Regions from separate parts of the Homo sapiens genome. Here region 2 is linked to region 1. A link is a contact called in ENCODE Hi-C or POLR2A ChIA-PET data. All regions are on one chromosome and are shown on one strand. Each heading gives the region's core, a stretch centred on a gene start or an enhancer-like site at or near the end of the contact. The rest is flanking DNA. Distances are from core to core; before and after follow the strand shown. Region 1 overlaps LOC105369850 (a long non-coding RNA gene). Region 2 overlaps NAP1L1 (nucleosome assembly protein 1 like 1).

The links. A loop is a pair of places that touch in the nucleus more often than their neighbours do. ChIA-PET counts read pairs that join two places held with the same protein, here RNA polymerase II (POLR2A). Pooled maps may share reads with other maps.
Region 2: a loop to region 1 is called in a map with no recorded cell type, with 5 times the contacts of the local background. The contact joins two enhancer-like sites. A Hi-C loop is called at or near these places in 3 of 168 maps with a recorded cell type or tissue (A673, K562 and heart left ventricle), 1 of 37 single-sample maps with no recorded cell type and 1 of 50 pooled maps. POLR2A ChIA-PET finds 5 or more read pairs at or near these places in 1 of 52 experiments (activated T-cell).

The regions. Positions count from the first base shown.
Region 1 is chr12:76,583,723-76,589,287 of GRCh38, reverse strand. The region is part of intron 3 of LOC105369850 (a long non-coding RNA gene); the gene reads right to left. Among named protein-coding and RNA genes, the nearest start is that of OSBPL8, 27 kb to the right of the region's middle. RefSeq lists silencers at 1-133, 5,083-5,283. Within about 2 kb of position 1,272, at least 3 of the 41 ENCODE cell types and tissues checked have a DNase peak (open chromatin) inside an H3K27ac peak, as active enhancers do.
Region 2 is chr12:76,056,236-76,061,778 of GRCh38, reverse strand. It overlaps NAP1L1 (nucleosome assembly protein 1 like 1), which reads left to right. Exons shown (of 15, transcript NM_004537.7): 5 at 1,500-1,641; 6 at 1,901-1,981. It also overlaps the pseudogene DENRP2. Among named protein-coding and RNA genes, the nearest start is that of NAP1L1, 26 kb to the left of the region's middle. RefSeq lists an enhancer at 5,527-5,543. Within about 2 kb of position 4,293, at least 2 of the 41 ENCODE cell types and tissues checked have a DNase peak (open chromatin) inside an H3K27ac peak, as active enhancers do.

The DNA.
Region 1 (5,565 bases), core at 23-2,522:
GAGGAAAGAAAACCAATGGGGTGCTTAAGAAAAGGGCTTGAGTCAGAGTCAGCTGGATACCATGTCTGACACAGTGAACTATGATAATCCTCACAAAACATTTCTAAAATGATTGCCTTAGGATTGCACTGGCTGCATGGCCAGGGTTCTCATTTCTCATTTCCTTTTCTTAGAATTAAGGTGATGCTCTTTGAAATGTCTAAAGATAGATGACTACCATTGGTAGTCAACCCTGAGGTTTTTTATGTACAGGCCCAGCACTGAGCTAAGTGTTTTGTATGCAATTGCACAACATCTTTATGAGGATAGATGCTATTATTATCTGTTTCTCTAAGCATGGGGAAACTGTTAACCTCAGGGTGTTGAGTAACTTGCCCAACATCATACAGCTAGTAAATAACAGAGCCAAGACCCAAGACCTAGGCCCGCATTTGCTGGCTTAAAAGTTTAAGCTTTTTGCTTTTTTTTTTTTTTTCCAGTGGTGCTATCTAAGCTTACTGCAACCTCTGTCTCCCAGGTTCAAGCAATTATTCTGCCTCAGCCTCCCAAGTAGTTGAGATTGCAGGCATGCACCCCCATGCCTGGCTAATTTTTAAATTTTTAGTAGAGATGGGGTCTCACCATGTTGGCCAGGCTGGTCTCGAACTCCTGAACTCAGGTGATCCATCTGCCTCAGTCTCCCAAAGTGCTGGGATTACAGGTGTGAGCCACCGTGCCTGGCCCCAAGGTTAAGCTTTTAACCACTGCATCACACTGCACCTCAGGTTTCAAGATAGGGAAACTCAATTTTTAAAAATATTTATAAAGCATTTACATTTTTTCCATATCTCATTTTATAAAGTGTCTTAGCTAGTAAGCTTAAAAATTATTTTCTTCGGCCAGGCATGGTGGCTCATGCCTGTAATCGCAGCACTTTGGGAGGCCGAGGCTAGCAGATCACCTGAGGTCAGGAGTTTGAGACCAGCCTGGCCAACATGATGAAACCCCATCTCTACTAAAAATACAAAATTAGCCAGGCATGTTGGCACGTGCCTGTAATCCCAGCTACTTGGGAGGCTGAGGCAGGAGAGTCACTTGAATCTGGGAGGCAGAGGTTGCAGTGAGCTGAGATCACGCCATTGCACTCCAGCCTGGACAAAAAGAGCGAAACTCTGTTTCAAAACAAAAATAAATAAATAAAATAAAATAATTTTCTTATCAAGAAAATGCAAATTAATCTGCAGTGACAGAGAGTGGATCAGTGGTAACTTGAGGATGGGAAAGTCCCAAGAGTGGCAGGAAGAAGAAATTACAAAATAGCATGAAGAAACTTTCGGGAATGAAAATCAAAATTTGTAAACATATTTATCACTGCCAAAAGTTAAAGAGTCTTGCTCAAGATTAGCCTGAGAGTTAGTAGCAGAGACAGGATAAAAATATAGTTTTTAAGCTTCTTGAACAAGTGTTTTTTTCCTCTCAATTTGGTAAATTATTTCCATATGGTTTTAAAAAGGATATGAAGAGACATAAAATATGACATGAGTATTATAGAAAGAAAATTGTGTTTAGGAATTTTGGGCAGCACTATTCACAATAGCAAAGACATGGAATCAGTCTAAATGCCCATCAATGGTAGACTGAATAAAGAAAATGTGGTACATAGACACCATGGAATACTATGCAGCCATAAAAAAGAATGAGATCATGTCTTTTGTGGGAACATGGATTGAGCTGGAGGCCATTAGCCTTACCAAACTAACACAGGAACAGAAAACCAAATACTGCATGTTCTCACTTATAAGTGAGAGCTAAATGATGAGAACTCATGGACACAAACAGGGGAAAAACAGACACTGGGGCCTACTTGAGGGTGGAGGGTGAGAGAAGAGAGAGGAGCAGAAAAAATAACTTCTGGGTACTAGGCTTAGTACCAGGGTAACGAAATAATCTGTAAAACAAACCCCCATGACATGAGTTTACCTATATAACAAACGTGCACATGTACTCCTCAACCTAAAACAAAAGTTAAAGAAGAAAGGGAGCCTGTGAAGCCCCTCAGTCACTCCTCCTACATCTCATCCTGTTCTCCCACTGATCTAGCTTAAAGTCTTCCTGCTGGAACATTTCACCCTATACCAGGTGGTGGGGAAAAAAATTTTTTTTATTAACTTACGTATCTCAATTGAGCATTGGAAGTCTATTGTGAATTCATCTGATGAAAAAGTTGAATGCATCTCTTCAGAAGTTTATCATTATCATCTGCAATCTACTGAGAACTTTTTAAAAAATGAATCCTGCAATTGTATGGCCAGCAGGGGGCAACTAAATACTTCCCAAAACAGCATCTTGTATAAGAGAACAAGTTAAAATTGGAGACTGTTAGCATTCTTAGCTGTGTAGGAGAGCTGACTTCCTTCTAAAATGATAATTAACACCTAGACACATTCTCACAATACTGAATTTGTGAAGATAATTGGAACAGTTTCCTAAGTGGACAGATTATAAAACCACATTCTGGGGCCTGTATGTGGCAGATTTGTTTTGGCTGTTTTTTCAGTCCACAAGGTTCCTTGCAAAAATTTATGTATTTTATGATGAATAGCTTTGTAAAACTTCTTGTATTATAGAAAATATAATGAATCTTGACTTATTTCTGTAGGTTATTTTAGAATTCTGCTATTTTTACTTAACATTCAAAGATAAAAGTAAATAGGGATTGCAGAGGATCTTGTTCTTAAAGTATAATAAAGAATCATTTCTTAGCCCTGTTTTATAGAACTAATTTTTAAGCTTGTTATATTAGTTAGGGTTGTCCAGAGAAACCAAACCAACAGAATGTGTATACATATAGATATTATAGATATAGATGTTTATTTTAAGGAATTGGCACACATGATTGTGGGGACTCAGTTTCTGCTTGAGTCCAAAGGCAACCTGCTGGCAGAATTCCTTCCTTCTCTGGGGAGGTCAGTCTTTGATTTATGAAGGCCTTCAACCGATTGATGAGGCCCGTCCATATTATGGAAAGTAATCTGCTTTACTTAAAATCCACTGGTTAAAATGTTAATCTCATCCAAAAACACCTTCACCAAAACATCCAGAATAACGTTTAACCAAATATCTGGGTACCACAGCCCAGCCAAGTTGTCAAATAAAATAACCATCACAGTTGCCTATTTCTTTACATCACAGTCTCAAAGTCGTAGGAGATCTATATGGTGAAATAGCTCAACCCTCCTCCAGATGCAGCTGCAATGCCTGGCAAAGAGAAAGCATTTAGCAAATATATGCTGATTTGAATTGAACTGAATGTATATGAATTGAATTAAATATCCCTAGTGGTGGCTAGGTTCTGCCAGGCTTCCAGTGCGGTGCTGGGAGGTAATGGAAGATAGAAGTTAGGCACAGGCTCTGGAGTCAGATAGGTCCATATGCTGAGGCTCCCCTACTTACCTTATATGTACCTTTGGATGAATAACTTAATTTTTCTAAGCCTACATTTCTTCACCTATATAAAAACAACAGTCATAATAGCTATTTATGCTACATATTGCTTTGTTAATCAATATTTACTTCTCTTTCCTTTCTGGCCACTCAGTGGATTGACTGTATTCCTCAGCGACCCTACAACTGAATGGAGCCATGTGACTTGGTCTGGCCAGTGAAAACTGTAGATTTTACGTGTGTCACCTTCAGGATGTGGCAGTAAAAGGTCGATATGAAATTTTTTTCTTTCCCGACTGTGGCAACCATGGAAAAAGATTCATCTTAAGATGGCAGCACCACAAGGTTGAAGCTGCCTGGATTATCACGTTGTTGCATGGAAGACAGTTGCCTGGAGAGTTGCCTGCAGCCAGAGCTAACTTTTTGTTAAACATTTGCTTTTTCTCCCAACTGCAGCACAACCTAGACTATTCTCATGTATTGTCTCACAGAGTTGTTTTGAGGATTCAATCAGATATTGTTTCGCAGGAAACTGCTCATTTGACAAGCCATAAGCACTCAAATGTTATAATTATGATATTTCTTTGCCTTGATCATTATAGCAATTCAAAACTCAAACAATAAAATTAGAGTACCAGGTAACTTTTGTTTAAAGTATTAGTATTCTAACTCTTTAAACTTCTCCTCTGAACACTGCCTTGCACACAGTAGGCATTCATAAATAAACAAAAAAAATTTTTTTTTTTTGAGACAGGGTCTCACTCTGTCACCCAGGCTTTAACATGGTGCTACAACCAAGGCTCACTTTAGCCTTGACCTCCTGGGCTCAAGCAATCCTCCTGTGTCGGACTCCCAAGATACTGGGATTACAGACATAAGCTGCCACACTTGGCTGCTGGGATATTTTATTCCCTTATTGTTAGACTGGCAAGATTTAAGTTTATTTCTTTTGCTAGACCTAGGTTCTCATAAAACAACTACTTTTGGTTAGAGTTACCTATTAAAAAATGTATTACTATCCTGTCATTAATGGGGCTTAGGCAGTGATAGCTGCTCACACATCTTAACTCTTCCCTGAATTCAGACCCAATTGATAGGAAGCCAAAAAGATAAAATACCAACTTCTCGGCTTGGCATGGTGGCTCATGACTATAAGCCCAGCACTTCAGAAGGCCGAGGTGGGAGAGTTGCTTGAGTCCAGGAGTTCAAGATCAGCCTAGCATAGGGAGACTCCATCTCTACAAAATGTTTGAAAAATTAGCCAGGCATGTGGCATATGTCTGTAGTCCCAGCTACTTGGGAGACTGAGGTAGGAGGATCGCTTGAGCCAAGGAGGTAGAGGCTGCAGTGAGCAGTGATATTATGCCATTGCACTCCAGCCTGGGTGACAGAGTGAGACTTCATTTCAAAAAAGCTTCCTAAGATAAAGCTGATTGGATGTATTATAATATACAACCATGACCAGGTTTTTCAATATTTCTTTTTTTTTTTTTTAGACGGAGTCTCACTCTGTCACCCAGGCTGGAGTGCAGTGGCGTGATCTCAGCTCACTGCAACCTCTGCCTCCTGGGTTCAAGCAATTCTCCTGCCTCAGCCTCCCGAGTAGCTGGGATTACAGGCACCTGCCACCATGCCCAGCTAATTTTTGTATTTTTGGTAGAGACGGGGTTTCACCATGTTGGCCAAGCTGGTCAAATACTTCCTAAGTCCAAATGGGTGATGACTCGCCACAGGAGAATTTGAGTCTGCACGATGGATAGACTTGTGTAGAATCACTGTTTCTGCTTGGTGAGATCAACAGTAGAAAGAATGAGAGTTAGGCCTCAGGCCTGTTCTAGAAGACAAGCATAGGCCCTAATCCGTGTGTTTTTAGTTTATGACATATATTGAGGAACTGAGCAGAATATAATTTCTTGTGGGTGGGAAGATTTGAAAAAGATGGCAAGAAATGGCTTGGGTTTTATGTTTTTCTCCCCAAATCACCAATTAAATACAAAACTCCTTCCACTTGGGGAAAGTGGCAGAAAGAAAGATGAAATTTCCTCTTGACTCTATAGTTCTGAAAGAAACATATTTCTATTTTAAGAGCCAGGTAGGAAAACTGTGAGGCAGAGAAGATGGTTCCTTTTAATATAAACAAAT
Region 2 (5,543 bases), core at 3,044-5,543, 530 kb after region 1:
CTAATAATCTTAAGTAAACTGGTGGCTAAGTAAGTGAATTATTTGATTTACAAAAGTTTGTGGCAGGAAAGTTTAACCTGGATTTTGTATCTGTTGCACAGATTCCCTGAAGTTATTTAAATTTTAAGTGTGAACATTTATTGTTAGAGAGGTTTAATCATTCTTTAGGAGACTCATAACCTAGTGTGTATAACCTTTTAAAAATCAGTGCCCCCTGTTCACATTAGCAGACATGGAATCAACCTAAATGCCCATCAGTGACAGATCTGATACAGAAAATGTATACACCACGTAATACTTGCAGCCATACAAAGAACGAGATCATGTCTTTTGTGGGAACGTGGACGGAGCTAGAGGCTATTATCCTTAACAAACTAACACATGAACAGAGAACCAAATATCGTACATTCTTACTTACCAGTAGGAGCTAAATGATGAGAACTCATGAACACAAAGAAGGAAACAACAGACACTGGGGTTACTTGAGGGTGGAGTGTGGGAGGAGGGAGAGGAGCAGAAAATTAAGTATTGGGTACTGGGCTTAATACTTGGGTGATAAAATAATCTGTATAGCAAACCTTCACATACACCCCTAAACCTAAAATAAAATTTTAACAAAATAGTGCTTCACAGTTCATTGTATGGTGTATGAACTTTATCTCATCAAAGCTGTTATTTATTTTTGAGACAGGGTCTCATTCTGTCAGCCAGGCTGGAGTGCAGTGGTGGTGCAATCTTGCTCAATTCAGCCTCGACATCCCAGGCTCAGGTGATGCTCTCATCTTAGCCTTCCAAGTGGCTGGGACCACAGGCATGCACCACCACACCCAGCTAATTTTTGTATTTTTTGTAAGGACAGGGTTTTGTCATGTTGCCCAGGCTGGTCTTGAGTTTTTGGGCTAAAGGAATCCACCTGCCTCGGCTTCCCAAGGTGCTGGGACTACAGTTGTGAGCCATAGCACCTGGCCCTAAAGCTGTTATTTTAAAAATACATGTCTCCTCTTTATAGTATGTTACACTTGTATTTAATAATGTAATTACTAATTCCTAATTAAATATGGAGACTAAAAAAATAATGGTGTGTGGAATCTTGTCCTTTTTCCTGATATGTCTATGCTCCCCTCCTTTTTCCTAATAACTTGTATGGGTGAGATATATGTAAAAGAAAAATCCAAGTAATCATTGTTCTCAGAATTAAGATGGTCTGTCCATGACTTCAGCAATGACAAGTCCAACACTTAACTTGGGTAAAGATTTAGGGTTGACAATATGATTTACATTTTGTTTATCAATTTACCCAGTTACATTTCTACTTTTGAAATATAGCCAGTGGATCAATGTATTTATATCTATTTGATTTTTATTTACTTTGAATCTACCTTTTGCTTCAGATAAAAAACCTGTCATTCACTAACTCCAATGCTTCAGTTTCAGTATGACAAAAGAAGTGTGACTTCCATTTTACTCTGATGCTATATAACTGATTTCTAACCTTTCAGCCTGCCTAGGGTAGTTAAAAGACGAGTGAATGCTCTCAAAAACCTGCAAGTTAAATGTGCACAGATAGAAGCCAAATTCTATGAGGAAGTTCACGATCTTGAAAGGAAGTATGCTGTTCTCTATCAGCCTCTATTTGATAAGGTAATGCTTTCTCCTACTTTGTTTAATTTAACATTCTAGAAGACGAATTCTAGAAACATAAGCAGACTTGGAAGAGGTTAATCTTTAGAACTCTCATTGAAATTGTTATTAGAGGCAGCACTTGGAGGAACTATCAATAATAGCAGTTAAAGTTGTGGTATGCATTTGTTAAATTTGTAAGACTTCTTAGTGAGAAACCACTGGTTTTAGCTTGGATGCCAGTGTTTTTATACAGCCTTTTTTTTTTAAATCATTTTAGCGATTTGAAATTATTAATGCAATTTATGAACCTACGGAAGAAGAATGTGAATGGAAACCAGATGAAGAAGATGAGATTTCGGTTAGTACCAACTTTATTTTGGTATGTTTTTAAGATGATAAAATCTTAGGACTTGTCAGAAATGTTAGCATTTAATGATGGAGTACAATATTATATAACCAGTTGTATTTTTTCATTTTTTAATTTTACGTCTTTATTACACGTTTTTCTATTACTTTATTTTTAAAAAACAGTCATTCAAGATTGTAATTTGCATGGCAATAAGCAGCGGTTTCATGGGTTCTAAGTTTCTTAAGTGTCCACAGCAGTTTAAAACACCACAAGTCTTATTTCCAATTTGCAGCACCTGACTTAAAGTTCGAATTCATCTGATGGAGCATTAAAACTGTCATTTTCTCTTGTGAAAAGACATAATTGCTATTTCCAGGACTGTATATTGAACATGGTTGTACATTATTTTTAATTGGTTAGTAGAATTTTACTCATGTAATTTATATCCAGAATAAGAACCTCTAGCATCTCTGAATGGCCTTCCTCTCAGAACGATGATGATTAAATGTCTAAAATGTATCTGGGGTGCCCCCACTTGACATTACCAAACATGTTTCCAAATAATCTTAGAAAATATGATTCTTTAAACATATGCATACCACATCTTTAAACATAAACATACCACACAGTGCACCATCACTTCCTTAACCATTTTCCAATTGTTCACTTATAACATTTGCAATTTTTTATTATAAATCATATTGTGATGAATACTTTCATCCATAAGTTTTATTGCAAGGCTTATTGTTTCTTCTAATGTCTTCTAATTTCAAAGAAGTGGCTTACTGGTTCAAACAGTGCACATACGTGGTTTTAAGGCTTTTAGTATACTTTACCAAATAATCTCCAGAATAGCTCCAACAACTCCTACCAACAGTATGTTATTGTGCCCATAGGGTGGACTTGATAACAGCAAAGCAAATTCAACCACAGATATATTAGATTCTCACCCATCTCAAAACTATCACATCAGAGAAGCAAGGAGACATATTATTGGTGAGGAAGCCAAATTCAAATTCTTTTAAAAAATCACTCAGCTTTAGATCAGTAAAATAATCAACAAAAATGGTCACCGCAAAGTCTACCGGGTTTTTCAAAAAATAAAAAGAGAGAAAGAGAAAGGCCAGGCGCAGTGGCTCATGCCTGTAATCCCAGCACTTTGGGAGGCCTAGGTGGGCCAATCACTAGGTCAGGAGTTCGAGACCAGCCTGGCCAACATGGTGAAATCCCATCTCTACTAAAAATACAAAATATTAGCTGGGTGTGGAGGCGGGTGCCTCTAATCCCACCTACTCGGGAGGCTCAGGCAGGAGAATCACTTGAACTCGGGAAGTCGAGGTTGCAGTGAGCCGAGATCGCACCACTGCGCTCCAGCCCAGGCGACAGTGTGAGACTCCGTCTCAAAAAAAAAAAAAAAAAGTACCAAATAACCAAAATTTTTTATTTGACTAAATTCTGTTCATGTATGAGCATGACAGTCTCTCCTGTTTATTTGACTTTGGCAATAAAAAAATAAGCAGCCTTGTACAGAACAGGGAAAATGCCAAGAACGAAGGCAGTCTACAGTTTTACTGTAGAATACATATATATATATATATATATATATATATATGTAGGCCTCTCTCCCTTTGGCCATATCTACTGTCAGTTCAGGCCATTAACTACAGACAAATTTTCAAATTCACTTCTTCTCCAAGATCTTCGATGCTGTCATCATCTACTTCTGTCTGTTTTTCCTGAATGACCTCAATTATGTCATCTGTAAAGTCTCCTTGAATGATAATTTCATCCTCCTCTGTTACTGAGGCACCACAGGAGAATTTTTGAGCAAAAAATCTTTGTGTGATTTAAGATCAATTTCAAAAGTTACAAGGCCACAACCCTTGTCACATATTTCTTTGCTCTGGGAATTTTGGCTATAGTAACCTTTTGTGGTACCGTCTTTGTTTTTTTGTTTTATTTGACCCCTTCCACCTCTCTTCTGTTTTTTCTTCTCCTCTTCTTCCCCTGCTGTTCCTTGACCTTGACAGATTCCAGCTTCTTGTTTGGGTGAATTTTCCACAGTAAGTTTTGCATATTCATTTGGAAAATTCTTCTCTAATCATTGTCTACATTTAGCAACATCAGGCATATATTCACAGTACTCTATTGGTAATGAACAGACTCCACAATAAAGGACTCAAAGTAGGTAATCAGCATCTAACTTGGCTCTGTTCCTTGGGTCTCCTTTGCAGTCAGCCCTATTGGAATCGGAAACGTCAGCAGCCATTTCACAAACCCAGGCAGTTGCACAGGCCCCGCCAGCTCTGCTCCCGCCACTGTTGCCAGCTGAGCCGACAAATGCAACTCGTTTCCCCGGCCAGGGCCTCCCTAGAGCATCAGTTGTATTTTTATACCTAGGAAATATTTTTCCTTTTTGTAAGAATGATAATGCAGATGAACTGTTATTCAACCTGGCACCACCATCTGTACTCAAAAAGTCATTATTTCCTTACATTTTATAGTTTTTTTGTTTAAGAGACAGGGACTTGCTGTGTTGCCCAGGCTGGAGTACACTGGCATGATCTTGGCTCACTGCAGCTCATTCCTGGGCCCAAGCTATTCTCCCACCTCAGCCTCCCAAGTTGCTAGGACTATCTGAAGCTACTATGCCCAGCTTAATCTACTTTTTTTTGTAGAGGCAGAGTCTTCTTGCCTAGGCTGGTCTTAGACTCCTGGCTTCAAGCAATCTTCGCACCTCAGCCTCCCAAACTGTTGGGATTATGGGCTTGAACCACTGAGCCACTGTGCCCAGCCTATTTTTATAGTTTTTTTGAGTCTCTGTTGCCCAGGCTGGAGTGCAGTCTCGGCTTATTGCAACCTCCACCTCCTGGGTTCAAGCAATTCTTCTGCCTCCTTCTCCCAGTAACTGGATAACAGGCGTGCGCCACCATGCCTGACTAATTTTTTGTACTTTTAGTAAAGATGGGGTTTCGCCATGTTGGCCAGGCTGGTCTCCAACTCCTGACCTTAAATGATCCACCCACCTCACTTCCCAAAGTGCTGGGATTACAAGCGTGAGCCACTGCGCCTGGCTTACAGTTTTTAGTTTGTAGATTCATTATATTCTTTTTTTTTTTTTAACTTCATGGTAGGCTGAGGATTGTTGCCATTTTCAAGTGAAGACATGGAGGCTTCTAAGTGACTTGCCCACAATGAATAATGGCAGAGCTGTGACACACATTCAGTGCTGTGTTAAGTGTTCCACCTCTCTAGCATTGCTATTTTATGTTGTTTGGTAAAGAGAATATAATGTTTTGATTAAGAACACCATGGGGTGAGGCAATGGACCAAATTAGTATTTCTGTTGCTTTTCTTGTTTATTATGCTTAAGTCTTCATTTTTAATTAGTTTTTACATTTTTTTTTTACTAAAATGGTTTTTCCTACACATCTTGGTCACCTTAGTGGTTCTCTTTGGAGGGGTGTGGTAGCAGTAATTTTGATGGGATTAAGGTTTGTTATGGGCAACGGCGGTGTTTACACAGATAGACTAGAACTTTGAAGGTAATATCTGGTGACTGTGCTTTTTG